Regions from separate parts of the Homo sapiens genome. Here region 2 is linked to region 1. A link is a loop called in an ENCODE intact Hi-C map of the cell type or tissue named here. Cell type or tissue: heart left ventricle. All regions are shown on one strand. Each heading gives the region's core, and the rest is flanking DNA. Links, peaks and the distances in the headings are about the cores only. Region 1 overlaps LOC105369617 (a long non-coding RNA gene). Region 2 overlaps TSPAN9 (tetraspanin 9).

What was found. A loop is a pair of places that touch in the nucleus more often than their neighbours do. Peaks named below come from ENCODE experiments on the same cell type or tissue, not always from the same donor. Only the 100,000 strongest peaks of a DNase experiment are listed, where the experiment ranks them.
Region 2: it touches region 1 in a loop (21-fold over the local background); 6 of 110 quality-filtered maps call a loop at or near these places.

Annotation. Positions count from the first base shown.
Region 1 is chr12:5,136,890-5,153,419 of GRCh38, forward strand. All of the region lies in intron 1 of LOC105369617 (a long non-coding RNA gene), which reads left to right. Among named protein-coding and RNA genes, the nearest start is that of LINC02443, 98 kb to the right of the region's middle. RefSeq lists an enhancer at 2,687-3,886. In heart left ventricle, for the core only: no CTCF peak of the experiment used is centred there; no DNase peak of the experiment used is centred there.
Region 2 is chr12:3,163,883-3,180,412 of GRCh38, forward strand. The region is part of intron 2 of TSPAN9 (tetraspanin 9); the gene reads left to right. Among named protein-coding and RNA genes, the nearest start is that of TSPAN9-IT1, 22 kb to the left of the region's middle. RefSeq lists enhancers at 4,610-5,193, 5,194-5,776, 7,954-8,712, 8,713-9,470. In heart left ventricle, for the core only: no CTCF peak of the experiment used is centred there; DNase peaks (open chromatin) are centred at 8,812 and 9,310.

The DNA.
Region 1 (16,530 bases), core at 5,719-9,718:
GGGTTGTCATAAGAATCAAATGAGATAATATAGCTATAGTGCCCTGTGCACAGCCTGGCTCAGAGTTTGTACTCAATAGATGGTAACTGACACTATTATTAAAATTCATAGCAACACTATAGTGTAGGGATTATTATTTTTTATATAGGCAAGGAAATTGAAACTCAGAAAAGTTAGATAGTTTGCCCAAGTTACACAATTTTGAGTGATAGACCTAGATTTTAATCCAAATCTACCTGGCTTAAGAGCCTATGCTCATTTCACTGCACCGTAGTTGAAACCTATCTCACTTTGTCATGCTGCATTTGTGTGTGTGCACATGTGTATGTGCCTCTGTCTCCCCTCTTCTGAGTCTCCAATGTCTATGATACAACTCTGTCTTTCTTTGCGTACCCATAGCTTAGCTCCCACTTATAAGTGAGAACATGTGGTATTTGGTTTTCCATTCCTGAGTTACTTTACTTGGGATAGTGATCTCCAGTTCCATCCAAGTTGCTGCAAAAGACATTATTTCGTTCTTTTTTAAGGCTGAGTAATATTCCATGTATATGTGTTTATATACATATGACACGTTTTCTTTATCTACTTATTGGTTGAGGATGAAAAACACTTTAAAAGGAAGGGTAAATCACACATATAAATTGTATTCAATTCCTTTGGTTAGAACTCATTTCCCCATGCACCTCTAGGTGCCCAGCCAAGTCCTTACAACATCAATTGTTCTTTTCCTAACTCCTCCTGATAACACCAAACTATCTTTCCCAGGAACTTGTACTCAACTAACTTGCTGATGGTATTGACCTACTAAACTTGAATTTCCTTGAGAACAGAATGGTTGTTGTATCACCACATTATTGGTCACGGGCAGGCACTAAATTCCTTCTGAAGATTTCGTAGAAACCAATCTGTTTTTTTGTTTTTTTTTTTACATTCTGACTAATTTATGTCTATGTCCTATCTCAGGACCAGGTCCTCTGTCTTTTTCATCCTTATATCTACTTTGTGCCTCAGATACTACCCTGAAGGCCAGAGGAGTGCAATACATACTTCATAGCTCCTGTTTTTTAAAAGGCAGGAACAGCTGGGTGCAGTGGCTCATGTCTGTAATCCCAGCTACTCAGGAGGCTGAGGCAGGAGGATTTCTTGAGTCAAGGAGGCTGAGGCTGCAGTGAGCCCTGATTGTGCTACTGCACTCCAGTCTGGATGACAAAGGAAGAACTTGCCTTGAAAGAAAAGAAAGAAAAGAAAAGGCAGCAACGTTTTCCCCACACTCTCCTCTTAACCGTAAAGGAAATTCTCTGGAATTTCTTCAAAGATTACTTTCTACCCTTCTTCAGAAATACAGAGTCCTGACTCTGGAGATGGGGCTCGTGTCTGCACCTCAAATCCATCAGATCCAGACACTTCATATTAGCCTTACCTTGTATGGTCTTATTCAGCGGAGGCATGTGTGCCACTGGATTGCTGAAAGTGGCCCAAATGGGCACTGAGGCCGGACCCATCAATGAGCAAAGTCTTCAGGAATTTTTTTCAGCTGTCATGTCAAAAATATTTTTCATGGGCCTAAAACCAGGATTCTCACACTATTTCTCTATCTGGTCTGTTCTAAGTGAGTCTTCTCTGGATTATGCATTTCTGATGCGTGTTCCTGGGGCTGTGCTGTCCTGTCCATGCACGGGTCTGTCCCCAGGGCAAGGTTCACACTCATCTTTCATGTGGCGGCCAGGGGGAACCTGCGAATGAAGGACTTGATGTGTTATTGTGTGCCAACCCCTCTAAACTTAGGCTCTACTTAATCACTCCAAGGCATGGCTGTTTGCCATTTCTCTGACAGTTCTCATTTGTTAAAGAAAAACAAAGTCATGCTGGGGGCGGGGGGTCCTACTTGGGGAACAGCACCCTCCTGAGGGGCTGCCAGACCCCATCTCTCCCTTGTTCAGGCCATCAGAGAAAGGAGGATGGGTTTCCTGGTGTAGTTGGACATTTCTAGGATTTTTTAACCTGCATCACTGCAGGGGAAAAGACAAAGAAGAGAGATGCAGAAAGGGCCCACTTGTAAATCAGCTTCTCAGTGGTGGGCTCAGGCCTCCATAGCCAATAAGCCCTATAAGCAGCTATGACTACCAGGGAGCAAAGACTTCTGGGCTACTGCTGATTCATTACAGCAGATTACATCAAGCTGAGAAAGGTGAAAAGGGGAGAATTCAGAGGAAGCAAGACAGAGGAGGCCAAGGAAAAGAGACAGACACAGCAGCCCTGGAGAGCAGGAGGGAGCAGGCAGAGAACAGGGCAGCAGGCACTTGTCTTGGGGAGGCCTCCCTGGATGGAGGCCCAGGGCCTTGGTGAGGGTGGCTGGCTCACATTCACAATGGATTTCAGAGCTTTCAAGTTATTTCCCTGCCACTTTGAAATACCACCTTCCCAATGATCCAGCTCATACATCAGAATGTGTTTGTGATGTAAAGTGGCATAAGTATGTACTTGCTGACCCAATTCCTGAATTTTTGCAGGATAATTAAGTAGCATTTTCACCGGGAGTGTAGTCAAATATGATTTGTACTGGAGGTCCTTATTCTGCCAGGTGCGTGCAGAGAGTAAAATGCTGTGGAAATAACATTTATTTAACAGGTACCTACCCCATGTCTATGTATTTCTACCAATAAGGAAACAAGGGACCAAAGAGGTAAAGTCTCTTGACCACAGGTCCCTTCCTCCCTCCCTCCCTCTTTCACAGAAAGAGCTCTCTGGAACCATCTTGAGCCACCCTGTGAATCTTGCCATGTCCATAAACATGCATACATACACACAGACTTTCTCATCCTTATTCTCACAAATATACTTTTAGTGAAGATTATTTTAGAACATGGTATGATACAGTAATGATCCAAACAATGGCCTGACTGTCCTACTTGAATTGCTTGTATAATATAGTACGGCATTGGTGTCAACTGATATAGATTTAGATTTATACATTGAAATTAATATTATAAGAATGGTAAAGATGCAGGATTTTTTGCTCCTTAGCTCAGCTAATCTAGGTTTTTGTCTCATGAACAGGAAGAATGAGGGATGCGGACACAATGAAGGGTGAGGAGGATAGAATTTATTAAGTGAAAAGAAAGTTCTCAGTAAAGACAGGGGGTCGTACAAGCAAGTTTCCACCCCCTCCCCAAAATGAATACCAGGGCCACCACACACGAGCTGAAGAGGCCAGGCTCTTCCCCTGCATAAGGCGTGGATTTCCGGTGGCTCCACCCCATTCCCCCAGTGCATGTGGGCTTCCAGTCCACTGTGGGCATGCCCAGGCAAGAATCTGTGCAGGTTCCCTACGTGCACAAAACATCTAGTGTAAACACTTTTGGGGGTGGGATGGAGATTCTTTGAGGACCCTTCCCTATCTGCCTAGGCCTTTCTCTGCTTCCTGCCTCTAGGAGTAATAATACTAGTGAGAATACAAACTATGCTTGTTCAAACACTACTTTGTTATGTTATGACACAGTCATCCCACTTAATCCTTACAACACTCTATGAAGAGGTATTTTTATCCTATTTTGTAAATAAGGAAACTGAAACTTACCGTGGTTAAGTAACAGGCTTAGGGCTACCCAACTGGGAAGTGTAGAATCGGGATTCAAACTCTGGTTTTCCAGACTACTCAGCCCTAGTTCTTCAACCCTATTCTAGTCTCATTGCTTTTCCTCAAGTTTCATCTGAATCCAGCTCTGCTTAACTAAATTGATGCTTGCATTTCCTTCTTAGGTCCCTAAATAGAAGTCCCTTGAATGCATTCCTGGAGCCTTTTCTGCCAGTGCTCTTTCCAGCAGGTGTCAGGATACCATTTTCCTTCTACCCTCCTCTTGAGGCCCTTGGCCAGCTCCCTGGACATCCCAGCTGACTCAGGACTCATGCCTCTCACTGGCACTGCCCACTGTGCCTCTTCTCTGCTCCTGAGTCTGGCCTTTCTAGAAAACTTTCAGTACTTTTGTTGTTGTTGCTGTTTGTTTGCTTGCTAGACTGCTCTTTTGCCTTCTGATCTGAGAAAGGCAGTTGGACTGTAGGGAGACTCCCTGGGCTGGGCAGTGGATCCCACACGCTCCCTCCATTCCCCACAGGGTTGAGTGGTTGCATTTTCTTTGTGTCTCCTCACTCTTCTGGTATATATTATTAGCTTATTTCTGTTTTCCCTTTTTTAAACTTTTAAAACAAATTCCAATCATCCAACTAAAACTTTTAGATAACTTTTACTCCTAAAGCTTAGGTCAAGCTTCTTTTTAAATGTCATTTGAACACTAAGCATATTTTGAACTTTACAAAATAGGACTTTTTTTCTTGTTTAATTAAATATTTCAGCATAAAATGTTTTGAAGTTTAGAAAGGTTTAGAGAATAGTTATAAATACCTTTTAATATTTTTATAGTTTTATACTTTTTACCACCCAGCATTACAAAATCTTAAAACTTAGCCATATTTTTTTGAGTTTTTTGTTTTAAAGAGAGAAAGCATTAACTCTTAATTCTGAAAATTGGTCTTTAAAAGGGAATAATCAAGTGTGCTACCCGACTTCCTGTTGTGAACTATATTTCAGGATAACTAAATAGCCCTTGTAGATGAAGAAAAATTTTTTAAGTGAAGAATTCAGTGTAATGCAATCTAACTTGACAAGTACCATTGTATATGCACAAATGAAGTCATCACTGCAGGCAACGATCATCAATGGATGAAACTATTAAATGAAAGGTTGTCAGGGACCATTGCAGTGGAGGAATGAGGCTGCCCCCATCTTTATCCATCTTCACCAATTTTGCCATTACTAAAACATAGTGTGCCTGCCAATATGGCACAATGGAAGTACACAGCATAACTTAGGAAGTGCTCTTGCAAAAAAAAAAAAAAAACATTAAATCTGAATTTAACCAAATCTCACACATTGTTTCTGTGGGGAACATAGAAGGAGAAGAAACAAGTTAAATGGCAGCAGGAGAAAGCAAACAGAGAAATCCAGAATGGGAGGCAGTCCAGAGGACAGCTTGATCCATCTTTCATAACAAGGAAAATACGGAAAAAGTGTGTGTTAGGGAGTTCCAGGGTGATAAGGGAGAATGGAGTCCTGCTCTCCGTTTGAAGCAATTTAAGAGACATTAAAACAAAACTTAACCTGTGTGCCTTGCTTGGATCCTGATTTGTACAAGCTAGTGTCAAAAGATATTTTTGAGGCAATTGTGGAAATTTAATACGAATTATATATTTTAGGTGATAACAAAAGTTATAAATAATTCTGTTAGATTGGATAACATTATGGTTGTATAAGAAAATGTCCATTTTAGAGATGACTACTGAATTAAAACCTTTACTTTAAAACATTTGCAATAAAATGTCACAGATACATTTGAGTTCCCTGAGTAAATGCTTTTCTGATCTGATTTTTCTACTTCCCCCACCAAAAATGTTTACTACCTGAACTTCAAGTTTAGTACTTCCGCCCACATTTGTTTCTACTACGTTATGTGTATGTATCCTCACGTGATATACAGTATTAGTTTTCATAGCTTTAAACCTTCTGTATTAGGCTGTTCTTGCACTGCTATAAGGAAATATCTGAGAGCGGGTAATTTATTAAAAAAGAGGTTTAATTGGTTCATGGTCCTGCAGGCTGTACAGGAAGCACAGTGCATCTGCTTCTGGCCACAGGAAGCTTCCAATCATGGAAGAAGGTAAAGGAGGAGCAGGCACATCACATGGCAAAAGCAGGAGCAAGAAAGACAGGGTATAAAAAGGAAGTCCCACACACTTTTCTTTTTTTTTTTTTTTCTTGAGACCGAGTCTCACTCCGTTTCTGGGCTGGAGTGCAGTGGCGCCATCTCGGCTCACTGCAACCTCCGCCTCCTGGGTTCAAGCGATTCTCTTGCCTCAGCCTCTAGAGTAGCTGGGACTACATGCACGTGCCACCACGCCCTGTTAATTTTTGTATTTTTAGTAGAGACGGGGTTTCACCATGTTGACCAGGATGGTCTCGATCTCTTGACCTTGTGATCCACCTGCCTCAGCCTCCCAAAGTGTTGGGATTATAGGCATGAGCCACCGCTCCCACCCACCACACACTTTTAAGTTACCGCATCTCATGAAAACTCACTGATTATCACAAGAACGGCACCAAGGGGATGGTGCCAAACCATTCACGAGAAATCCACATCATCCGTAATCCAATCACCTCCACATCATCCGTAATCCGATCACCTCCACATCATCCGTAATCCGATCACCTCCACATCATCCGTAATCCGATCACCTCCACATCATCCGTAATCCGATCACCTCCACATCATCCGTAATCCGATCACCTCCACATCATCGGTAATCCGATCACCTCCGCATCATCCGTAATCCGATCACCTCCACATCATCCGTAATCCGATCACCTCCACATCATCCGTAATCCGATCACCTCCACATCATCCGTAATCCGATCACCTCCACATCATCCGTAATCCGATCACCTCCACATCATCCGTAATCCGATCACCTCCACATCATCCGTAATCCAATCACCTCCCATCAGGCCCCAGCTGCAACACTGGGGATTGCAATTTAACTTGACATTTGGGCAGAGACAAATATGCAAACAATATCACCTTCCTCAAACAGCATGCTATAACATGTATGCTTGCATAATAAATATTTAAAATATAAGATTACCCACTTTGGGAGGCCGAGGCGGGTGGATCACGCAGTCAGGAGATCGAGACCATCCTGGCTAACACGGTGAAAACCCGTCTCTACTAAAAATGCAAAAAATTAGCTGGGCGCGGTGGCGGGCGCCTGTGATCCCAGCTACTCGGGAGGCTGAGGCAGGAGAATGGCGTGAACCCGGGAGGCGGAGCTTGCAGTGAGCGGAGATCGCGCCACTGCAGTCCAGCCTGGGCGACAGAGCGAGACTCCCTCTCAAAAAAAAAAAAAAAAAAAAAAAAAAGGATTACCTTTATGAGATTTATTCATTCTGCTATATAGATCTAATCATTTATTTCACTACTTTCTGCTCTAAGAATGTTTCCCAGTTTCTTTATTGATTCAGCTGTTAACTGATATCTGGGCTGTTTTTAAGTTAACACTTTTACTAGCAATCCTGCAATAAACATTCTGCATTTGCTAGACTCCTCCTAGAAGTAGATTTGTTGAGTTGAAAGGTAAGTATACTTTTCCTTTTACCAGAAATAAAAAATTACCCTCCTGAGGTATTGTAAGAATGTCTACACCCAACACATCTTATGAGTTTATATGAATCTTCCCATGTTTGCCAACACTTGGAGTTATCAAGTATTAATAGAATGACTTTTAATCACAGTTATTTGGAGATTTTCTCATATAGAGACTCAGGCTTTTAAATGCAGTTACCCAAAAGAAAGCATGTTGAAGAGTGAAAGAGCAATACATAATAAAATCAATAATACATAATACATAAACAATACATGATAATACATAAGCAATACATAATAAAATAAAACAAATACACAATCAAAGCCTACACATATTCCAAATTCCCTGGGTCATGGCATGAACGTGCTGCAGAGTCATTCTAATCTCAGCACCTTTCCCATTTCTTAGCCTACACTGAACATCCTGAAATCAGGCAGCAATCAAGATTTAAACCAACCCCCTAAGGAGAGAGCACTGGTAATCTACAAAGGAAGACTAGAGGTCAGGAAAGACCAGATGGAATTAATACTGTGTGTCAAGAGCAAGAGCAAACCTCCTCAGCTTGTAAATTCTCTACGGGTCTCTCATCGTAGTTGTGGAGCTTGGTTGAGTGAAAGGCTGGGTGAGAAGCAAATGCAAATGTAACGAATACATTCATGGGCATGATGAATAGCCAAACCCAAGCTACTCTGACTTTGGAATGGTAGACTCACTTTATAGATCAACAGAAGCAATGAACAGTGAAGAGTAATTATTTTGCAAGAAATTATTATTAATTTCCATTATTTTAGATGTACACGCAGTATTAAGAATAACACAAGTACCCACAACTGAAATTAAGAAACAAAGAATTATGATTATGGTTGAAAACACCCATAATGCTCTTATCTTGAACTTGAAGTTTATAACGCCCATGCAAGTCATTTGAATTTCATTGATAGGTTTGTGCCCCGACTGCACATAAGATAGGGATTTACATGCTGTAAAATGACCTTCTATGGTGTGAATCATTCTACAATTGTTTTTTCCTTGAACAATATATTGTTTTTCCTTGAACAATGTATTTTTCAGAATCATATTTTATATATGTAATTCTAGCTCATTCATTTTTGCTGCTGTCTAGAATTTTATGTGAATACACCACAGTTTCTGCATTTACCTGTTAAAGTGCATTTAGATCATTCCATTTCCTGCTATTGTGTTGCTATACATGTTTTCTGTGCACGTGTGCCAACATTTCTCTAGGGTGTATACCTAGAAGTACACTTTCTGTGTCGTAGGGGTGACGATCTTCAACTTTGCCAAATTGCTTCCTAAATTCATTGTCCAGTGTGCACCCTGCAGAGTATCTGACTGTATTGTTCCACATCTTAGTCAGCACTCGGTGGTGACATATTTAAGCTTTTTCCTTCAATGTGATGGGTGTAACATGGTTTTATCAATGTGTTTTAAATTCATTCTTTCTAATTGTTGGCAGAGATTCAAGCTGCTTCTTTGGATTCCTTGTTCATATCTCTTGCCCATTATTTTTTCTATGGGATTGTTTTGTTGTGAGTATATATATGTGAGTGTGTCTGAACATTTGTGTAATCTGTAGGAACTCCTTATAATTGTGGGAAATTTATACAAATTTTATTCAGCCCAAAAATTGTTTTAATTTATCCCAAAGCCACGGTAGCCTATTATACTACTCCATCTTCTTCTCCCTGTCCAACATGAAAGAAAACAGAAAGGCATTTCAAAACAGGTCCTGAAGCAGCCTGCCCTCCCCAAAGTTCTAATGCTTTCCTTGACCTCTGTAGTAACAAATAGGGAGAAATTGCCAGAACTCAGACATATGTATTCTTAATAGTTTTATTGGGACATAATTGACATACGATATGTTTCAAATCCAAGAAAACAATTTGAGAATTTTTGACATATATATACACTGACGAAACTAACATCACAATCAAGATAATGAACCTGGCCAGGTGCAGTGGCTCACACCTGTAATCTCACCACTTTGGGAGGCTGAGGCAGGAGGATCACTTGAGCCCAGGAGTTCAAGGCTGCAGTGAGCTAGGACTATGCTTAAAATTTTCTCACTCCCTTCTCCAGGCAATCACAGATCTGCTTCCGGCCACTATCAATTTGTTTTTGTTTTATTGAATGTAGAATTACACAGTATTTTATTGAATGTAGAATTAAACAGTATGCACTCTTTTGTCTTGTTTCTTTCACTCAGCAAAATTACTTTGTAACTCATCTGTGTCTTTAAGTGTATCACTAGTTCATTCCTTTTCATTGCTGAGTAGTATTCCATTATATGGATATTCTACAGTTTATCAATTTGTCTGTTGCTGGTCATTCAGAATGTCTCCAGTTTGGGAGTATTAAAAATAAAGCTGCTAAAAATATTCATGTACAGTCTCTGTATGGAGACTGATCTATCTATCTGTCTACCCACCTACCTATTCATATATATGTATACACACACACACACACACACAGAGGCACACACACAGACACATGTATATATGTACATTCCTTTTTCTTGAGTAAATATTTTGGAGTGAAATGGCTATATCATATGGTAGTGTATGTTCAAGTTTTTTTTTTTTAAGTGCTAAAAGATTCTCCAAAGTGATTATACCATTTTGCATTCCCATCTCCTGTGTATGGTATGAGAGTGCTGTATTTCCACAGTCTCACCAATGTTACCTGTGGTAGTTCTTTCTTTTTTTTTTTTTCTTTTTTTGAGACGGAGTCTCCCTCTATCGCCTAGGCTGGAGTGCAGTGGCATGATCTTGGCTCACTGCAAGCTCCACCTCCCGGGTTCACGCCATTCTCCTGCCTCAGCTTCCCAAGTAGCTGGGACTACAGGCGCCCGCCACTAGCCCGGCTAATTTTTTGTATTTTTAGTAGAGACGGGGTTTCACCTTGTTAGCCAGGATGGTCTCTATTTCCTGACCTCGTGATCCGCCTGCCTTGGCCTCCCAAAGTGCTGGGATTACAGGCGTGAGCCACCGCACCCGGCCCGTTCTTTCTTAATTTTGCCATTCCAGTGGGTATGTAGTGGCATATTATTGCGGTTTTCATTTGATTTGCATTTGCCTGATGGCTAATGATATTGAGCAGCTTTTCATGTGTTTATATTCCATCCATAGATCTCCTCTGGTGAAGTATGTGTTCACATATTTTTTTCCACTTATTATTAGGTTGTTTGTTTTCTTATTATTGAGTTTTGAGAGTACTTCATAATATTCTGAATTCAAGTCCTTTATAAGATATGTGTTTGACAAATATTTTCCCCCAACCTGTAACTGTCTCTTCATTTTCTTAATATTGTCTTTTGAAGAAATTTAATTCATCCATTTGTTCTTTTGTGAATCCTGCTTTTGATATCATATCTAAGGAATCTTTGCCCAGCTCAAGATCACAAAGGTTTTCTCTTATGTTTTCTTCCAGAATTTTTATAGTTTTAAATTTTACACTTAGTTATGGCATGCTTCCTGAATTAATTTTTGTTTATGATGTATGGTATGGATTGACGTTAATTTTATTTTTGCTTTGGATATCCAATTGTTTCTGCACCATTTGTTGAAGAGACGATACTTTCTCCAGTGAATTGTCTTTGCACCTTTGTTGCAAATCAGTTGCTTGCCTATGTGTGGGTCTATCTCCGGACTTTCTGCTCTGTTCCACTGATCTATTTGCTTATCTTTACACCATTATGACACTCTCTTGATTATGGCTGCTTAATAGAAAATAAGACTTGAAATCAGGTAGTGTGAGAAGATGCTTCCCATGACTTCACATAGATTTGAGATCTCAGCATAACTCCCATAGTATAAATATGACATTTCCTCATGATACACAAGGGTAAATGAAGATAGAGGGGCAGGTCAGCTGAAGTAGAAGCAACAGTCAACGACCATGAGGGCAGCCTGGAATCTTTTTGCTGACCAATCTCCCCTTTGGCTAGCATTGAACAACCAGTTCCAAATCCTTGCTCTCTCTGAGGAGCTGACTGCCACCCTTCAGTCAACACATTCCTAATTACACTTCAGCCATCTAGTTGCAACGGCTTTCCAGGCTGCCTTCCTGAATCATCCTGGTAGCCTTGAGTATCCCCTAACGTCTGTCCACATTTCTAGGTTGTCTTTGGGTTTCCTTAGCTTAGGGATAATGGTCTTTCGTTTTGATGTTTCTTCTTAATTTCATTCTTAAAGCTCCAGGGATGCCCACATGTCACTCCCAAATCTGAACACAAGATAATGTTAGAATGTCTAATCAGTTACTGAGGATCAGTAACTTTTATTTTAGATGTTCCACAAAGTGATAAGGTTTCAACAGTCCTTAGACATTTTAGTTCCTGGGGGAACCACACTAGCATCTCATATGCTCACTTAAGAGCAGAGCATCTAAGACTGGAACATCAATTAGTCATTTATTAGTGATGTTTGAGCACCTGCTGTACGCCATGCCTTAAGCTTGTGCTATGAGAATGAAGAAATTGATACAATGTAGTCTCTGTTCTCAAGATGCTTCAAATCTAATATATTCCACACCTTCATGGCCCAAGGCCACTTAAAGATTCTAGCTATGGATCAATATAATCTAGATTTCAGAGCCCAAATCTATAATTTCTCCTCTGGTAAGATTGTTGCCATCACTGGGAAGGAGTAGGAGGCATTTTCTGTGTCAAGTCAGGCATTCTAATTCAAGAATAGTAGGATTTGGTTGACAAAGACAAGCTCAGAAAAAGAATAAAGCACCTGGACAGGACCAGATGGCGGAAGCAGAGGCCAAGCCCTTGAAGGAGTCACATAAGGTCAGTGAACATTTATCAGAAAAGAACAGAGACAGAATAGGGAGTAAATGGATGAAGACTTGTCTTTACCTCTTGACTGGGGAAGGTGTATGTGCGGGAGAGAGTGGGTGAAACTGAATTTGAGCCTCAAGGTTAAAAGTTCAGTTGGTATTACCTTTCCCACTGGGAGGGCTCACTGAGGCAGGGAGAGTCCAGACATGTCCCAAAGGAATGAAATGAATCATTGTGCAGTTGCCTATCTTCTATGATAAATGTAGGTTTTGCACACCTCATTAAGAATATTTCACAAAAGGTAGAGACACAAGGTCCCTGCCAAATAAAGCAGTTCTTTAAAAGCCATTGCCCAGCCAAGGTGCATCATGAGGGTAGACTGGAGATTGAAAGGGGATGTCTCTGGTCCTGGACTGGGAAGGGGAAGGTGCGGTGTTCCATGCTCCAGGACAATGGAAGAGCCTTCCGACCACACTCTGGTTGGGGGTGCTGGGGAGTTAGGAGATGGCATCAGGCTTCCATAACGATGGAGACCTGGAAATTTATCTGCAGCCGGGAGAAGCTATCCAAGGCACAGAGCAAGGGGAGTGGGCTAACCTAACTGCAGTGGAGATTTGGGAGTTGCCTAGGTCCCAAAGGGAAACAAATGCTGCCGGGAGGCCAATAGGAAGGAGTGGGACGGGTGGGAGTAGGGTGGCCTCACCTGTGGGCTCCATGGCTTGTAGCCAAGGTGGTGTGATTGCCAGGGCCCGGGAAGACCTCCTGCCTGAAATAGTATTTTCCACCCCTCAACTATAGCCTAATATTCTTTTAAAGTGGGGCACAGACTTCACTTCATAATTAGAACTAAGGCTTATAATCAAAGTATCCCTAGGAGAGCTGAGTTCACTGGATGTTTTCTTAAGAGTAGTGTTGGAGGAAAGCACAGTTATACAATTCTGATGGAAGAGGGAAAAATGCACAGGAAAAGGGGATGGGGGTCTGGGAGGCAGATTCCAGGGTTCTCAGTGGCCAGCCTGATGTCATGACAGTTAAGGCTGCCAGATTTGGCCAAACAAACACCAGGATGCTCAGTTCGATTTATCTGAAATTGAAACTTAATGGGGGACCTGTTTTTTATCTGTCAACCCCAGGCCAGTGGGACGTTCACTGTCATTCCCCTACTGAACCCCTCCACAATGCTTGCCTTGTGGATTCCCTGAGCCCTCACTTGGGTATGTGAGGACAGCTGGGAAGAGGCTGCAGAATGGAGGCAACAGAACCACAATACATAGGGAAGAAGATACCTCACTGAGACTTAGAAATGTAAACTTCTTAAGGACCCACACTCTTGTCATTTTTCTCTGCATTCTAAGTACCTTGCATAATGCCTAGTACAAAGCAGGTTGCTTGATACAGGTATGTTGAAATTCTTTTTAAGAGGCAATAATTAGTAGTAACAGTCACAAACATGTACATAATGCATATTCCACCTGGGCTCTCTTCTTTTTTTTTTTTTTTTTTTTTAACTTTTGTTTTAAGATCCAGGGTACATGTGCAGATTTGTTAAACGTCTGCCATGTAAACATCTGCCATGGAGGTTTGCTGCACAGATCAACCCATCATCCAGGAATTAAGCCCAGCATCCATTAGCTATTCTTCCTGGTGCTCTCCCTCCCTTCGCCCTCTGCACTACCCCCAGCCCGCCAACAAGCTGTGTGTGTTGTTCCCCCCATGTGTCCATGTGTTTAAAATAGTTTCTTCTAATTCTGTAAACAATATCAATGACAGTTTAATGGGAATCTATAAATTACTTTGGGCAGTATGGCCATTTTTACTATATTGATTCTTCCTATCCATGAGCATGGAATGTTTTCCCATTTGTTTGTGTCCTCTCTGATTTCTTTAATCAAGGTTTGTATTTCTCCTTGAAGAGGTCCTTCGCTTCCCTTGTTAGCTGTATTCTTAGGTGTTTTATTCTCTTTGTAGAAATTGTGAATGGGAGTTGATTTATGGTTTGGCTCTCTGCTTGCAACCAGGCTGTCTTCTAAGTGCTTTAGTGAAAAGCTGAGATGACGCCTCTGAACGACGTCGTACAAGAGACCTAGAAAGGACTTGTGCTAGTAGAAGAAGGAACTCTTGATATTGCTTTTTACTTAAGTGGGTTCCCTAATTATTAGTGTGTAATCCTTCTTCTTAGGAGTGGGTAGGCTATCCATGCCTCATGCTAGTCTTCCATTCAACTCCTCCTCCTCCAAAAACCAAAAGCACAGACAAAGTCAGTTACATTATAGATTCTCCCCTACCTTCCCTCTGCAGCTGTTCCCACCTCCAGACTTCCCCGACACCCAACGCCCCACTCAGCAGACCCACCCCACCATCCAGAGTGCAAACCCATTACACTGAGTGCAGAGCCACCCATTGTTAAGGGAGGAAATCATTTTTGAAATAAGTTCGTAATGCTTTTCCTAAATATAGATGATATGGGGTTCCAGAGGAATTGGATTATTCAGGTTCTTCTTGCCTTCCTTCACACAGAGAGTGCCCCAAGCTTGGCTGTGTTCTCATAGAAACAGGCAAACAGAGAAGGCAAAGGATTCAATAATGAACCATGAGCATCTCTAGCCTGGCATGTACTGGCTTTAGATTTGCCAAACAGAACACTTGGAAAGCCTGGCTCCACTACATCTATCAAAGTTGGGCCAGGGAAGCCCCCAGACAATTTGAAGGTTGGAGAAAGTAGGTTTGGTACAACTGCTGCTACTTTTCTTTTTTTCACACGATTTGGTTTTTTAGACAGAATCTCAAATGGCCCTCTTCACCCCGCCACCGTCATCCCACCCCCACCCGACTGTAATCTCCATGTGGAGAGAAGTGGCCACACATGGTTCCGATTCATTTGCGTTTAACTCATCAAAATATTGTTTAGTCAAAATCCCTCTCTGTCCAAGGAGTCTTTTATGAGCTGACGGGATAAGCCTGGCTTAAGTCTGTTGTTGTAATTGGGGAGTTCTGTTTTTTTTTTTTCTTTTCTTTGAACTGAGGAGCTGCTAGTTCCAAGCCAGCCCTAACCCAAAGCAGGCTGGAAAAGCTGTATTTGTTATTTACTTGCTGGATTGGTTCTTTAATTCTGGAATCCAGTCAGCTCCGGCACATGCCCTAGTTGGTGAAAAGTATTCTCTAAGTTGTTTTCAAGGCATCATTCTGGTCCAGTCAGCAAGACTGTGAATCCACGAGCTCTTCCTGCAAGGGTTACCTAGACTCTTGTTTCTGCTTCACTTTTGCTGATGCTATCCTAGACCAGGCCAGGGTCTTTCCTCCCTGTGGAACTCAATGGATTCCTGACCCACGTTGTTCCTCTCCTGTAGAATTCACTGGCTTCTGGACATACACAAATCCTCATGCTGCAGAGTAAGCTTCCTATGCCCTTGCTCTGACCATGCCACTGTCCTTCACATACCCCACGTGGCACTTCTTAAACAGGCATGCATCTATGATTGAGGAATACATGGTTGAGTCCCAGGGACTGAGCAAAGTCAGAGACAAACATGGAACATTTCCCTGAAAACATCAACCTACTCAAAAATCGAGGAGAGTGCTGCTGTCTTATCTTTCAAAGCCCTACAGAAATATGGAGTTGACTACAAAATTATAAATTCTGAAAATAAAACACGTGTCTTCAGGGAAATTTTAAGCTTGACACTACTTTGGAGTAAATCCCTAGGTCCCCAGGAGTGATCTATTTATTGCCTGCCACCATTAGTGTATGTGGGTAAAAGTTTGAGAAGGCCTGGAGTAGAGTAGCCCAAGCCCTCAATTTGTCTTTCAAGGCCCAGTGCCTTCCTTCCCCCAAACCCTGTCCGATCTGTCACCTACATGTACCTTATTCTCTAGATAAATGGGGCAATTCATCATTCTCCAACACACTCCCCCCTTAGACATTTGTTTTTTTATAACCAGAATGCCTTTAAATTTCCCTGTCTTTGCCCAACTGAAATCCAGATCTAATGCCAGATCCATTTTTCTTTCCATTATAAATGCATTATTTTTGTACTTCAAAGTCCTAGTCATGGTGCTAGGATTTCAAGGAATACTGCTGGAGAGATGGTTGATTGAACACAATTCCTGAGCCCTTGAGCTATACAGAAAGCAATAGAACATTTCTCTGCTTAGAAAGCAGGAAACCAGGACAGGATGGTGCTAAGTGGAGACTGTAAAGCACTTTCTTAGCACTACTTTTTTCTTCAACTTCAATAGGTACAAAGTTTTGTTTCTAGAGTGAGGAAGCAAAGATTGGGGTGTGGACAGGGACTAAAAGGAGGGGCACAGCTCTTTCTAGATGGAGCTCATGATGCAAAAACTAGGGAGAAAGATGGATGAAATGAACTGCAAATTGGAAATTTGCAAACATGTTTATTTCCTCCAACACAAAATATATTTTTTAAATTTGGGAATTTCAAATAAAAATCTGGAATTCATGATACTGTTGGAAAACCATATTGACTGGGGCATCTGCCTGGCCTCCCTGCCTGTCTCAGAGCCATCTGGAGATA
Region 2 (16,530 bases), core at 6,519-10,518, 2.0 Mb before region 1:
CTCACCTGCTGTCATTAATGTAGAGGCTGGATTTCCCTCTCCAATTGATTAGGCAGCTCTCTCTGTTCTCTCCTCTTTGCAGGGAGGAGGCCACTCCTTCACCCCAGTTCCTGATCTGGAGGGTGGGGCAGGAGGGCCAGCAGGAGGGGACCCACTTAGAAGGCCAAGCTATAGAGGTCCTTTGGGATAGACCAGTGGTACTGAGGCTGGACCGTTCATTAGGTGCAAAGTCCCTGATGAGAGGAAAGGGAAGGAAGGAAACGGTGGCCTGCTCTGTATTTAGATGAGCTTTCTCTTTCCTAAGGTGCTTTCGTATGAGTTTTTGCTTTCTATTATCAAAACAGTCCTGGGAGGTGGTTTATCTCTGTTTTCAGACATAGGGTCTACAAAGCAGAAAAGAAGGTGATGCACAGCAGAAATGAAAGAGGAGTTTGCTTTACACTCTGTGGTACGTAGCATTGATCAGGGAGCCACCATGGCTGGCATGCAGTGGGCATTTGATATGTGTTTGTCCAATAAATGAATAGCAGGCACTCAACAAATCATCCTTGATTTGAAATAAAAGTTTTTCTGGATTTTGCTTCCAGCTCACTCTGGTCTTCTTTACTCTCTGGCTGTTTCTTCTCTTCCCTGTTGGGTTAGCTCCTCTCCCTGGCCCTTGCACTTGTCCCAGGCCTGCGAGGGGAGATTGACACCCAGAGGTTGCTGGATCGTGGTGATGCAGAGGCATCTTGCGGTGACTCCTGGGAGCCAGCAGTGTCGTGGTAGGTTGGCAAGTGCCGGCTGCAAAACCCTCCTCCTTTGCTGCAGGTGGATATTGCTACTTGATCACAGCACTGTTAACTCTGCAACCAGACTGAGCCTGCTGAGCCTTCTCGGTATAGCACTCCAGGTTGCTGCCACCAATGGGCCACAGTGGCATTTCGGATGGCAAGGAGGTCCTGTCTTGGGTAGAGTAAAGAGCATTAGGGTGAGGGTCAGAGGACCTAGCTCTGAATCCTGGCCTCTCCATTTCTGCTTTGTGACCTTGGGATAATCCCTGGACATTTCAGAGCCTTGAACGTGCGGGCTTCTCAGGTCCCTTCAAGCCCTGAAATTCTAGGATTCTGTGGTTCCTTTGGTTGGGAGGAAAGAGGCTCTCGTCTGGTGGCCTGGCCGTAGAGGGGTAGGATTAACCTCTGGGGTCAGCAAGCTTGCAGAGCTCAGGAAATGCCTCTCTGTGATCTGTATTTGGTCCAGAGACAGGTGGTGGAGCTAGAGGAGGGGAAGTTCACTCACAGCCCTAGGCTGGGGGAAGGGAGGCCTAACTCAGCTGCTGTTTTTCCTAATGGAATGAAGGTCTTTGGACCTGAGTCCTCAGTGCATCTAGATCTTAGCAAAGAAGCAGGAAGTACTGGCCACGAATCCCACTGCTCATCCTCTCTGTTGGTGGGGAAAATAGAGGGATTTCTTATTGCTAATTAATGGAGGTTTGCCAGGAATCAGGGTTCATTTGCTGATTTTTCAGTAAACTTTATGAAGTGTCAATTCCTTGGGCAGAATCTGCTCTTTGGACTTGGAGATGACCGCCAGGAAATCACTTCCTTTGAGACATACCCCATGCTGTCTTATTTCACGGGGGAGTCCAGAAGTATTTAAAATGTTAGTGAGTGAGTTCTGTTGCTGCCGCCGTACTGCAAGGCGAGGGTCACGGAGTGTTTCTCCCCATTGTACAGAAGGAGATACTGAGGCCCAGAGAGAGTTGCTCGCAAAGCTGTGGGTCTGCTGGCAGCTGGGAGGGAGGCGCCTCTGCTTGTAAGCTCTCAAGGCCGCGAGTGAGCTGTAGGCAGTCCGTCTGTGTCTTTGTGAGGCGCCCGTGAGATTAGCCACTGAGCAGAGGTTTAATTTATGATGGCGCCTAGTATTCTCGTCCTGCTGCCTCCTAGAATCTGCTGCATCATTGGAGTTGCCGAGCTCCCAGGGGTGTCTTAAGTCTCATAAGTAATCTGTGTCTCAGCCATGTTCGAGGCAGCCTCATGCAGGGGACGGGCCTCAAGGAGTGGCTCCGCACCGAGGCTCAGGCCAGGCTCAGATTTGCCCAGGTGTGGATGGAACTCGTCGGTCTAACAGGGCCATGGAGGGAAGTGGCCGAGGTGTGGGAATTATAGGCATCTGAGTCAATGTTACTCTCTAAACGCTCTCATTTGGTCACTAATGATACAGCAGATGTAATAGTTTGGCATTCATGACTCCTCTTGATGAAAATGGTTGAAATGAGGACCTAACATGGGAAAGACACAGAATTCTAACAATATTCAAGCAGTATTAAGTAATGTAAGCCTAATGTATATTGTAATATTTTTCATTAACTTTAATTTAATAGACATTTATATTTTAATTTGTGATGTGCTTAGTTCTTGCAAGCAGTAACGCTGCCTTTCTTTAAACAAACGTTCCATATTTTGCACTTTCCACTAATTTAGAAAGGATTTGTTATTACTGATTAATGAGGTTTTACTAAGAATAGGATGAAAGCATCATACTATCTAAAGCTGGAAGGTTCCTTAGAGATTATCTCATATTCTTCATTTTAGAGATGAAAAAAGACTAGTATTATACATATAGATGATCAGTGATTTATTTTACATGAACAGCTTTGTCCTTTTATATGAAAGGGCTACCGGGATGAATAAATGGACAGAAATGGAAAATGTTCTAACCTTCTGTTGAAGTATAACATATGTATGCAATGCAGCATTTGATGAATTTTTATAGAGAAGTGAACACATCTGTGGGACCAGCATCCAGATTGAGAAACAGAACATTACTAATACCTTGCACATCACCCCCATTCCCCTTTTGAGACTTTACTCCTGCTCAGGGGTAGCCACTAACCTGATCTCTAACAGCATAGATTAGTGTTTTGTTTTTTGTTTTTGTTTTTTTCTTCTTTGAGATGGAGTCTCGCTCTGTCACCGAGGCTGGAATGTGGTGGCGCGATCTCGGCTCACTGCAACCTCCACCTCCCAGGTTCAAGTGATTCTCCTGCCTCAGCCTCCTGACTAGCTGGGATTACAGGCATGCGCCACCACGCCCGGCTAATTTTTGTATTTTTAGTAGAGACGGGGTTTCACCATGTTGGCCAGGCTGGTCTCGGACTCCTGACCTCAGGTGATCCACCCTCTTTGGCATCCCAAAATGCTGGGATTACAGGTATGAGCCACCACGCCCGGCCCATAGACTAAGGCCTTTACGTAAATGGGATCATACAGCTTGCGTTCTTTTGTCTAGCTTCTATTTCTCAACATTAAAAAAAATAAGATTCATCCACGTAGCTGCAAGTGGCTGTAGTTCATTGATGATCTCTCACTAATGAGATATCTCACTGTGACTGTTGATTTCACTGATGGCCAGTGAAGATGAGCAGTAGGAATGGGATTTTGAACATAGATGGAGGTTTTTAGCTCTTCCATTAAGTTAGCTACTCTGTGCCAGCCAATGAGGACACAGAGAGACTACGACACATTTTAGGGATGATAGGTAAACATATAACTTGAGTGCAGTATTGATCAGCTTAGGAAAAAACTGTGAGCCCCTGGAGATTGGGCTTATCTCTTGTGTACTTTTGCACACCTTTCTTCTTAATGATTAGGATGGTGCTTGGTGTACAGGTGCTAATAAAACTAGTGGGAGGGTCAGCCCAAGGTTGGGCTGGAAGGGATGATGGTGATGGGCTGGGGTGGATGTGGAGTCATTAGCTCGTGATGAGCTGGATTTGGGGCATGCACAGCCCTCACAAATGTGGCTCCAAGTCCAGGCAACTGCTGCCTAAGTGCTGTGAGCATGGTCTCCCGCTTGGGATCGGGATGGCAGGGGCTAGGAGCTGCTGGGGGCCAGATGTGGCTGCTGACCTGGTGTGCAGGGGCCAGGGCTGACTGACTTTCCTCCGGGGGCTTTGGCTGGCATCAGTCTGGCTGGGGGTGGGGGAGCCTTAGACCACACCTGCAGAGTTCCCATCTGGGGCAATGTGCCTGTTTGCCTGGACCACCCTCCTGGGCCCATCCCACTGGCTCCTTTGGGAGCTCTGGGTCTTATTCTGCAGGGTCAGGTCATGGGCCTGTCCTCCTGGGAGGATTGGGGTCAGTTTGGTTTGCAGGCCTTTGTGGATAAAAGCATGTCCTGGGGTCCAGCGGACAAGCAGCAGCAGGAGATACCCTCCCATGTCACTCATTCTGTGCCACAGAAGCCCAGGCCGGGGGAGACCACACCACCGTTCCACCGTTTAGCTCAGTGCCCTGCAAGGCAGGAGTAGCACCGGTCATCCTTGGCAGAGAATCATTCGCTCTTTTCTCTATCATGGGAAAAATCTTCATCCCTCTACACTGTGCCAGCTCTTTCCAGATGCTTCAAACCTTTTTAGTTGCTAAGGTCTTCATAAAATCTCCCCTCTAGCGCTCGTCTTTTTGCTTCCTTCAATTCAAGACCCAGAGGGGAGCCAAAATCTGTGCCTTCGCAATATGTTCCGGGTGCTGTAGGGGTGCTGGGTGAACAAGAACTGGGCCTGTCTGCAGCTGCTCAGCGTCAAGCACACAGGACAGAATGAATTCAGGACAGAGTCTAAGAAGAGGCTGCAAGGGGTAAGAAGAGAGTGTCACAAGCTGGGAGGTGCCAGAGCTGGGGGGCGGTGGGGAGCTGACTTACTTTCTCTTTGCCCCCCTCTATTTCTATGTGTGAGTCATTGTCACTTGCTTGTGAAGTGCTGCATCCAATCTCTTTACGAATGGATGTCTCAAGAGCAGTTACAGGCATTGGGAAAAAATTGAGCTCTGGATGGAGAGGATTTGATAAATCTTAATTCTCTTCCCAGACCAGGTCCTGTCTCTCTGGGAAGCTGAGGCCACTCTCCGCCCCCTCTCTTTTCTGTGTCTCCACCATAAAGTACTCGTTGAGTAAATGAATGAATCAGATGCGCTGCCTCGATGGCCCCGCCTCCCTCCCGGCCAGTGTGGGCGTGCAGATGGATGAGCTCAGGTTTGGACGTGACTCAGAAGGAAGGTAGTGGGGAAATACAAGGTGGTGATCTCATGTGGCATTAAACGGAGCTGGGAACATGAAGTGTGTGTACGCTTCTCTTTTCGTCATTTCTCTCCTCATTCCAGACCCCCTGGCAACAGTCTGCCAGGATGAGACTATGGGGCAGCCAGAGGAGAGAAAACTGGCTCCATTTTCACCCGCCTGTGAGTTCTCAGGGACCATTCTATCTTCTGCACGTGGAGTGTGGGAGAGGGGCAGAGGCCGTCACTGCACAGCCCACCTTCAATGCTCTGTCTTCCTCCTTAGTCTGCAGAACGCACCCAACTCTGTTTCGGGTGGGTGTGGGCAGGTTGACCTCAGGGCTGGGGGAAGGTTTGATTGGCTTTGGCATTCTCTGAGAGAGGAGTGGAAGAAGCCCCTGCTTTAGAAGTCAGGGCAGAGAGAGGGAGTTCATGTGATCTGGTGGAAAGACCTTTGGCTTAGAAAGGAGAAGCTCTGATTTCTAATTCTGGTTTGGATATTAGTTTGGTGTCCTGGGAAAAGTCCTTTATCCCCTAGATCTCAGCTTCTCCACCTGTCAAATGGGCAACACGTGTACCTGCCCTCCCTACCGCCCAGAGTGGCCATAAGGACCACATGAGTTAATGGTATGACAGCCTGGGAAAAGTGAAAAATGCTGATAAAAGTAATGTGATCCATTATTAATAACAAACCCTGTGAACACTCAGCACCCTAGGCATCAGTCTGGATGTGGGAATCACAGCTAGAAAAGGCCTAGATCCCTGCCTGGGCATTTGGGAAAGGCTTCCATGCCTGTGAGCTTGTTGGAGGAGTGGGAACCATGCGAGTGAGTTTGGAAGACTTATCAAGGAGGCAGTTTTGAATGACATTTGAAGGCAGGAAGAAGATCGTATCAGGTGTCAGGGTGGGCAGGGTGGCTTCCTGGAGCCTGGGGGAGGTGGAGGGTACAGAGAAGCTTAGAGGTGTATGCAGCTCCCTGAGTGGGACTCAAGCCATCCACTTGAACCCAACCATGGGGCACCTTCTCTCCTCATTTTTGCTAGGCAGCATGGGGAAGGAAAGAGCCCTGATGGAGGAGTCAGAATGTCTTGGGGTGGGGGTGGGGGCATCCTGAATCTCATCTCTGCTACTTTCTGGCTGCCGTGACCTTGAGCAAGTCCCTTTACTTCTCTCTGTTCCACGTCCTTCATCTGGGAATAATAATACCTGTCTCACTGGGTTGCTGTGAGGATTGAGTGAGGCAAACAGCCTGTAAATAGAGGGTGCTCAATAAATGTCACTTACATCTGAATTTCTCTCCCATCCATCTCGTTTATGGTGTTTACAGGGAATATTCTGCACTGATCCCTGCCAGGGCTCAGTATTTTCCTTCCTTTTCCATGGAGACAGATTTTGCAGTTACTCCAGTTTTATACCTATAGCCCAAACTCCTGCGTTGGACACACCAATCTACGGCTAGCTTGCTCCAGATAGCATGTAGCATAGGATTCCACATGTAATATACATCTGTGGGAAGAAACTCAGACTCCAAAGGCAAACCTTATAATTAAAAGACTTTTAGAAGCAGAGATTTTGTTTTTCTGTTCCTCCTTGTCAAAATTACATTGTTGGAAACAAAATCTGATCTGGTGGATGTGCGTGGCGTAGATAAGAGATCACTGAGTCAGTTCTGTGTGGGGGGGTCGTGATGGGGGAGCAGATGGCCCTGGTCATGCATGTGGCTTCTCCTGGCCACAGAGCACCTTATCTGTAGAATGAGATGGCTGCAGAGATCAGGCCTACCCAGCTGAAAACACTGCAGGAGAGTTGGGGAGGATGGCAGGAGGTAGAGCGGAAGGACCTGCACAGCTGTGGCACCTGTGGGGCTGCTGGCTGAGGCTTCGAGGTCCACCATCACCTCGTTTTCTGCCGGGCAGGGACTCCTGGGTTGGCGCTCTCTAAAGCCGCTTCTGTTTCTAAAGTTCTTTGACTCATTTCTTAAGCATTGCATCTGCGTCTCCACTTGGATGACTAATAGACGTCCTAATGTACTGAAAAGCACACTCGTTGCCTCCCCACTCCTGTGTTCCTTTGTAGATCAACCAGGATTCTTCCTCCTTTTGCTGCTTCTGTGGCTATAGCCCTGATCCAGCCACCGTTCGTCACCTCGTGCTTGGATTATGGGAACAGTTTCCCAGCACATCTCCCTGCTGCTGCCCTGTCCCGACGCGCGCCGAGACCTTCTGACTTTTCTGTTTAAAGCAGCTGCCCCTGCCCAGTCCTATCTTCCTTATCCCTCTTTATTTTTCTACGTAGCATATGATATATATATTCTTTTTTCTTTATTTGTCACCCTCATGTCCTCAAATTGGAATGCAAGCTATAGGAGGGCTTGTTTGTTTTTCCTCCTGGTTTTGTGCACTGCCGTAAACCCAGTAACTAGATCACATGACTAATCCGTAATCCACAGAAACTGTTTGCTATCAGTCTGCAAATGATTGCCCACTCTCTTCTCATGTTTTCCATAATGCCAGCCCCAACCTTGAGGATCCCTTAACCCTGGATGTCCTGATAGCCCCTGCTGTCCCCTCTCTCATTCATCAGACCCACCTATCCTTCCTGTGTTGTTAGTTACCCATCCCTGTGTGTCCCTGTGAATAGATCTGATAGATAAGATAATCGAGTACTTGGTCTTATACTTCTAACCCCCTTTACCCAGCACAGACCTAGTATGTAATAGAAAATGCCCAGTAAATTCAGCATTCATTCATTTACTGCCAAATTTCTTGATGAACTGCTATTGACAGATGATTAAAATTCAATCCCAGAAATATTCTGGGCCTTTGAAAGGTGTGTCCTACTGGCCTGAAGAAGGGGCTGTGACCAGATGGTGGTTCTGCACTCGTAGGTAGGGTGTGGTCCTTGTTTGCAGTGAATCTCTGGGAGCGTGGCAGTTTCTTCCGTGTGTCACGTTCTCCCTGTGTCTGCATCCAGAGTGGCCGCAGTCCCCAGGGGATGAAGGGTGCACCTATTTCTTTAAATTTCCATGGAGGGTCGAAACTGCTCCTTGAGATTTTAAAATACGCTTCATGGTCCCCACGGTGTCAGGTAGCTAGTTTATGGGTCCCATCCTGGTTGTGATAACTCAGGCTGAGCTGGATGATAAACGAAAGTGGGACAGAGCTGCAGGATAAATATTGCTACAGGGCATCTCCAGCGGCACAAATCACAGGGAAAATATCTCCCAGGCTTTTCATTTCTCCTCTTCCTCCCTGGCCCTCTGGTAGCAGCCAGCAAAGCAGGATCCATCCGTCACCCTTCCCCCGCCCCCACCCCAGCCTCAGCTCTCAGCGCACTGCTGGGGAGCGAGGGATGCAGATTGGTCCTGGTGCAGGCGGCCCTCTCTGTCTTGCGGCCCTCTGCCTCCCCGCCCAGCTCTGGAGGCAGCCCCGGGGAGCCGGCATGGTCAGGGTCATGCTGTTTTCAGTTGTGGACGAGTGCTTAGCTTTGCAGACCTGATTCTTTATCTCTAAAACGAGAGAGATTAATAACTGGTGGTTCTTAGTCTGGCGCGAGCGGGTGCTCGTGTCACTCACCGGGGGAACTTAAACGCCGCTTGCTGAGTCCCACCCTAGCGCATAGAATCATAACCGCGGGGGTCTGGTCTGGGGTGTTTTCACTGACGTTTGGTTGGCCCTGCCAGCGGTGCTCACGAGGCCCACTCCTGGCCAAGAGCCACTCCTGGTACAAGTGAGGACTGAGATGGGCGATGGGGTGGGCGGTGCGATGGGCCAGTTCGTTGACCAGCTCTTGTACTAGATCCATCAGCAATGTCGCTTAGCGAGGCTTTCTTCAGCTTTGGAGGCATGCTGGCTTCGTAATCAGCGTCACCCTGTAGGTGTTGATTGAGCCTGCAGGGAATACCAAGCACGTAGGCATGGAAAGGTAACTAACCGCACGCGGCAGGCGAGTCTATTAAACAGAGAGGCTGGTCCCAGCGCAGGTTGTTACCACCGCTGGGCCCTCCCACCACCTGACCTTGAAGCGCACTCAGAGGTTTCTCTCACTCCACGCCCGGGTTCTGCTGACTGTGCCTCTGCCTTGTCTCTGGATGCCACTTTCCCAGTTCAGGTGCTCAAGGCGTCTTACCTGAACATTACCACAGCTTCCTGACAAGTCTCTCCAAGCTGTCCTTTGCTGTCCTGCAAAGTGGCTGTGCCCACTGACCTGGTCGGCTGTGCCTGGTTGGCTGTGCCTGGCATGTGGAGGGTGCTCACTGTGCCCGGGTGGATGAGTTCAGTGGTTCCCTGTCTTCCCGAGGAAAGCCCAGAGTCTGTGTGGCTGCAGCCCTGCCCGTGGCCCTCACGAGCTGTATGACCACCCGCTAGACTCTTCTTGTGCTTTCTTGATTCTGCCACGTCCTTGCCGTCCGCTGGGTCTCGCCTGTGCTATTTGCTCTCCCTGCAATGCCCTTTCTCTTCCCTCTGCCAGGCAGACTGTACTCACCCGCTGGGCGTAGCACAGGTACTCCCATGGGACACCTCCTCATCTATGCCCATACTGGCATTGTAGCACTTACCACATGCTTGTGCTGTTGAAAGAGTTTGTTTTTGTGTATTTTTTTATTTTTAGAGATGAGGGCCAGGCTGGAGTGCGGTTGCATGATCATGGCTCACTGTAGCCTTGACCTCCTAGGCTCAAGTGATCCTCCAACCTCAGCCTTCCAAGTACTTAGAACTACAGGTGGACACCACCATGCCTGGCTAATTTTTAAGTTTTTGTAGAGATGGGGGTCTTGCTATATTGCCCCTGGTCTTGACCTCCTGGTCTCAAGTGATCCTGTTCCTCGGCCTCCCAAGTTGCTGGGGGATTACAGGTGTTAGCCACTGTGCCTGGCTCTGCCGTTTGTTTAAAGATCTCTCTCTCTCCTTTCTGTCTTCCTCCCTCCCTCCCTCCTCCTCCTTAAATTATAAGCTGCTTGAAAACAGGAACCAGCTGAGTTGAGCCCATCTACCAAGTGAAATGCCCAGCAGATCTCTGCCTGATAAATGTTTGTTGAATGACTACAGCGTGGTGTTAAGGATGTGGACCAGGAAGGGATGTTTGTATTTGTTGTGTTCTGACCTTGCTAGATGACCCTGAATAAATTCATTTATCCTCCAAAACTTCGTTCTCCCTCATTTGTTTGTTTGTTTTTGAGGCAGGATCTTACTCTGTTGCCCAAGCTGGAGTGCAGTGGCACGATCACTGCAGCCTTGAACTGCTGAGCTCAAGCGATCCTCCTGCCTCAGCCTCCTGAGTACCTGGGGCTACAGGCACATGCCACCATACCTGGCTAGTTTTTTAGTTTTTGTACAGACAGAGTCTTACTATGTTGCCCAGGCTAGTCTCAAACTCCTGGCCTCAAGCGATCCTCCCACCTAAGCCTTCCAAAGTGCTGGGGTTACAGGCTTGAGCCACTGCATCTGGCCATTTCCCTCATTTGTAAGGAGAGTTTACAGCTGATGATTTCTAGATTTCCTTCCAATTCTAACATTCTGGGATTCTGTGTGTTAGAAAATGAAGAGAGGTTTGTGTGTTCATTTCCAGGAGCCTGTGTGTTCTGCTGTGTTTGGGGCCAGGGGCTTCTTCTTGTAACAGGCCCAGCACACCTGGCCTTCAGCTGTGGCTTTTTTAAATTTTATTTTTATTTATTTTTATTTTTTGAGACGGAGTCTCACTCTGTCGCCCAGGCTGGAGGGCAGTGGCGCGATCTCCGCTCACTGCAAGCTCCGCCTCCCGGGTTCGCGCCATTCTCCTGCCTCAGCCTCCCGAGTAGCTGGGACTACAGGCGCCCACCACCGCGCCCGGCTAATTTTTTGTATTTTTAGTAGAGACGGGGTTTCACCGTGTTAGCCAGGATGGTCTCGATCTCCTGACCTCGTGATCCTCCCGCCTCGGCCTCCCAAAGTGCTGGGATTACAGGCGTGAGCCACCGCACCCGGCCTCAGCTGTGGTTTTAATTGACATGATTAATACCTGAGGAGCTCCTGATTTGGTAGTGTGAGAAGGCCGCCCGGACCTTACACCCCCTGCCCTGCCTGTCTTCTTTTCTTCCTTATTTTCTGAGGAGGTGGCCAGGTGAACTGGTGAGGCTTTTGTCCGCAGCTCTGCGCCTTGTGTGATATGAAGTGTTGCGGACACAACCCTGAGTGCTGTGCACACGACCCCTGCAGGGCGAGGCTGGGGGCATCATTTGGGATGAATGTGCTGTCCTGCAGGACCTAGGAGCAGGGGCAGCATCTCACCTGGGGTGAGACCTGGCAAGCAGGAGTGCGCTAAGCCTGCAACCAGAACTGGGAGGGAGAAGTGGCACGAGAGCGGTCAGTCTTCCTCGGCCTTGACCTTGAGGACATCAGGGTGTCTGGGCTCCTGGAGGTGGGAGTGAGACAGAGAGGCAGAGAAGGAGGTGGAGGTCAGCGCCCGGCAGGGGCCTGCCAAGCTGTGGCAGCCCCTGTGAGCTGCAGTGGCACGGGCTGCCTTGCAGGAGGTGTGAGATAGAGAGCTGCAGACACCAGGAAGGTCAGAAGCGTGGCCAAGGGAAAGCCAGGCACCTCGTCCTTCCCATCTCTCTGGGTTCATTTCCTTTGGTACTTGTAGAATAACTTTGAAAGACCCAGCCTCTCTCGCTGTGCTCACGGGAGCCCAGAGCAAGAGCTGCACTTCCCAGCTTGTCTGGAGGCCTCTAAGTGAGCAGGCCCCAGGGTCGCGGGAGGGAGTGCATCTAGCCCAGATTTCTTTCGCTGTTGCAGTAAGTACCTGGCCTTTCTGGTGTCTTGTTTCCAGGCCTCAGTTTCTCCTTCTGTGCTACCCTGCCCCACCTCCGTGGCTGGGTGTGGGACCGGCATCGCACCACTGCAGCCGAGTTGCTTTATAAATAGAAAGATACTTAACACCGACCCTGGAATCAAACAGGGAGGTGGCTCTGGGGAGCAGAGTTTTAAAAATGAGCATTGATTTCTGGGAATCGGCACACTGCATATTAAACAGACCCACATTGGCTCCCAGGGCACTGCTCAGCCCTGCCTGTATGCCTTTCTCCTTCCCAGTACAAGCCCTGCCCATCCAAGCTCTCAGAGGGTCTGAAGAGCCACGGGAATGAGATTCGTCCCAGCCCTCACCTCTGTGGGTGCTCCCTACCTGAAGTGGCTCTCACGCGCTTCTGTTCCCTGGCTTGTTCATCCATTTGTCCCCTGCTGTGAGCCAGGGACGGTGCTAGGTTCTGGGATTGAAAGATGAACAACAATCACCCCAGTGCCCCTTCTCCTCTTGTCTCAGCATCGAGCCTTACGGAGCAGTGTGCAGAGTGAGAGTCTGAATGGGGGGAGCCCAGCGATTGGAGAAGAGAAGGTCCAATTTTGCCTGGGCTGGGGAAGGAAGAGCCTTCATGGAGAAAACTGAGCGTCCAAGAGAGGGGCATGTGCTCTGCACAGGGAACAGAATGTGCGAAGGCATGAGGAACCACGCGGCTGTGTGCAAGCAGCTGGCATATACCAGGCACCTCATGGCTGCTAGTTAAGTGTGGGCTGGGGATTGTCACATCCGTGTGCTGCCTGCCACCTTCTTTTAGCCTCCTGTGGTAATGAAGGACATTCCGTCCACATCTGTTGATTGATTAAGATATTTTTGTCTCTTGGTCCAATCACAATTTAAAAGTTAGCTGTGAAAGAAGACTAAATAGTTTAAGAACATAGCTGCTGCTGAGACTTCCTTCCTTTTCCTTTGGTGGCTCAGACTCTATTCTGGGCCCTCGTCTCAGCGAAGAAAGTATCTGTCCTACATTAGGGAAAATCCCAAGAAAAACCGAAAGCAGCTCTCCCATCTTTACATCATCTGCCTCCACACCTGGCTGAGAATCGTGCACCTTTCAGGCCCTCCTGAGTTGCCTGGTCTTTCCTTGATTACCCACCAGAGCCCGTCTTTAAATATTCCATGAAAATTGGGGCCACTGAAGTGTGTCAGCTGCGAGTGAAATGCACAGAGCCGAGTATTAGGAAGGTGCCCCGCATTAGCGGGAAGAGTACCATGGACAGCAGGGCAAAACGAGGAGTGGCTGGGAGGCCAGTTAGGAGTCCATGAGCAAGAGGTGGCCGGGGGAGTGGGGAGGTGGTGGGACCCCCAGGAGATGCGCCACACTCTTGCCAGCATTGAGTAGCCTTGTTTAAATAAAAAAAAAAATTTAAGCTGATAGGTATTTTGTCACTTAAAAAAATGTTTTTTTGAGATAGAGTCTCGCTCTGTTGCCCAGGCCGGACTGCAGTGGTGCGATCTCGGCTCACTGCCAGCTCCACCTCCTGGGTTCACACCATTCTCCTGCCTCAGCCTCCCAAGTAGCTGGGACTACAGGTGCCTGCCACCATGCCCAGCTAATTCTGTGTATTTTTAGTAGAGACGGGGTTTCACTGTGTTAGCCAGGCTGGTCTCGATCTCCTGACCTTGTGATCTGTCCGCCTCGGCCTCCCCAAGTGCTGGGATTACAGGCGTGAGCCACTGTGCTCGGCCAAGAAAATTTTTTTGAGATGGAGTCTCGCTCTGTTGCCCAGGCTGGAGCACAGTGGCTCAATCTTGGCTCACTGCACTCTCCGCCTCCTGGTTTCAAGAGATTCTCCTGCCTCAGCCTCCCAACTAGCTGGGATTACAGGTGACTGCCACCATGCCCAGCTAGTTTTTGTATTTTTAGTAGAGATGGGGTTTTGCCATGTTGGCCAAGCTGTCCTTGAACTTCTGACCTCAGGTGATTTGCCTGCCTCAGCCTCCCAAAGTACTGGGATTACAGGTGTGAGCAACCGCACCCAGCCTTAACCTGCTAGGTAAACAGTGATGGCTTGGTTGTTTTAATTTGGATTTCCATGATTTGTAATATTCCCAAGTTTACAACCAGGAAACAAAGAAGTGAAATTCCTAATCACAGAATGATTCAGTCAGAGCCCTCTTACTCAAGAAGGACAGGCGGGTGACGGCCAGTGTCCTCGTCCGCCAGGGTGTGAGGTCCTGTCGGCTGTGTCTGGGCCGTGTCTTGCCCGCCGATGGGTCTCTGGGCAGATGGTTAGCCCCTGGCCCTCAGTCGTGCAGGTTTCTGTTCTGCAGGTGGCATGGTGTCATGGGCACACAGGGCAGTGGTGTTTTCCTGTGGTGGTATTGATCAGGGATGGGTAGTGCTGGCCTTTCCCCGCTGTATGCTTTTGTATCTGCCATTCTTATCTTTTTTTATGAACTTTCCTCACCGTCTCCGCTACCCACGTATCCACTCCCCATACAGTGCTTAGCATAACAGCTGTGCTTTGTTTTTTCCCTCCATTTGCATTTCTGTCTTCAGCTGTGGCCGGTGACCCATGGAGATGAAGGGGTTTCTTTTTCTTTTTTTTTTTTTGAGACAGAGTTGTTTCGCTCTTGTTGCCCAGGCTGGAGTGCAGTGGCGTGCTCTCATTTCACTGCAACCCCTGCTTCCTGGGTTCAAGCGATTCTCCTGCCTTAGCCTCCCGAGTAGCTGGAATTACAGGCATGCACTACCACGCCTGGCTAACTTTTGTATTTTTAGTAGAGATGTGTTTTCACCGTGTTGGCCAGGCTGGTCTTGAACTCCTGACCTAAGGTGATCTGCCCGCCTTGGCCTCCCAAAGTGCTGGGATTATAGGCGTGAGCCACTGCGCCCTGCCAGATGAAGGGGTTTCTGATGCTCGTGCTTATCCCGGTGCCTGACGCTTAGTAGGCACTCCATAAACATCTCTTCTTCCCTTTCCTGAGAGTTTAGTTGCAGTTTTCACAAAATGTCAACGAGACGGGTGGTGTAGAACATTAACACTTAGAATGTGGTGTGTCTGGGTGGGGGTACAGGTGGGCCTCTGGTCGCGCTCACTTGCCCTTGGCTGTGTGGTTTGAGGGTGGGCTTAGCTGTGGGTCAGGCAGGTTAGCTTTCTGGGCATTCTGTGCATCTGCTGTGGGGGATCTGATGGACAATGGTGGAGACACCCTGTGGCTCGCGCCCATCCCCCTTGGTCCCCATCACATGTGGGGATCTGGTTGCTTATTCTCTGATGTGGTTTCTCCTGGGAGGGCGGAGGAATGAGAGTTATTCTGTAGCTTTTTCTGAAGAGGAATGTGTGATTTGAACAATGCTGGGCCCAGGATGCCCTGGATTCCTCTGTCAATGTTGGCATTAGACAGGAACTATCAGGAGCTGGAAATAGGCTGCGGGGCCCGGCCGAGAGGGCTCATTGTTTGTGGCAACCCCACACTCATCATCCTGCCTCATCCTGGAACCATGGATGCCGCAGACAGGAAGGCACCTCCCAAAGTCATCTAGGAAGGAAGGGACCATGCTGGGTGCATTACACACCCCGACACTCACCCCACTCTGACTCCAGGTGGGGTGGGGTTCAACCGGCCCAGGGTGGTAGCTAGCACCTGCTTCAGTCACCTGTTCCCGTCTTTAACAGCTCTGTCTTCTGCAGGCTTCCTGTTGCATTTTAAGCCCATTCCTCTCATTCTGCCCTAAGTGAAACAAGAGAGGAAGCCACTGTCCCCCTGCTTGGAGCCTTCAGATGCGTGAGGGCGTGATGTTTTCCTTCTGTTTTGGAGAACCAGCAGGAGGTGGTGTCTACTCTAGACATGTGAGGCAGACAGCTGAGTAGAATTTGTAACGGGTAAGATATTGGCTTGGTTTACAATTGGTTTTCTCTAATTTAATAGGTTAGGAAGGTATAGTTGTATTCTGAGCTAACATCATGCATTTTTTTAAACCAACATTGATTTGTTTCAGCAATCAAGTGATGAATCCATGAATAAAGAGTCCACATTACATATTGTCCATTCCAGATTTGGGGCACGATTCTCCCCATTTTGCAGGCGAGCATGTTAAATCCAGATTCTCAGCCAGAGTTCTATCTGGCAGATAGTGGTGAGATTGACGGACTCAGAACACATTTCCACTGACAAGACGTGCACCGTCTCTTCTCACGGTACACGTAACGTTTTGGCACATCTCCATCTTGAGAGTGAATCCCAGTGTATTTCCTGCAGCTGGTAAAGCTTCCTGGCCAGGTGCAGCTCCTTGCAGAAAGTAAGCAGCTCTGAGTTTCATACCTAGAAAGTGCGAATTCTCATGGGCGGTCTACCCATGTTCCAAGACTTGTGGGCCATTCGTGTCACCATTAAAGACCCAGGGCATTGTTTCTCCAAACATTGTAATTCAGCGCACACACAGCTACACCTGAGAAAACGTTTCATTAATTAATTCTTATCTTTACTGTGTGAGATACCTTCTGGTGTTTTCTGTTTTATTTTTAAAAAATACTCTTCTGGGCTCGGCACAGTGGCTCACACTTGTAATCCCAGCACTTCATGAGGCCAAGGTGGGAAGGTTGCTTGAGTAACATAGTGAGACCCTGTCTCTACAGAAAAAATAAAATTAGCCAGGATGGTGGCCCATACCTGTAGTTCTAGCTACTCAGGAGAATCACTTGAACCTGGGAGTTGAAG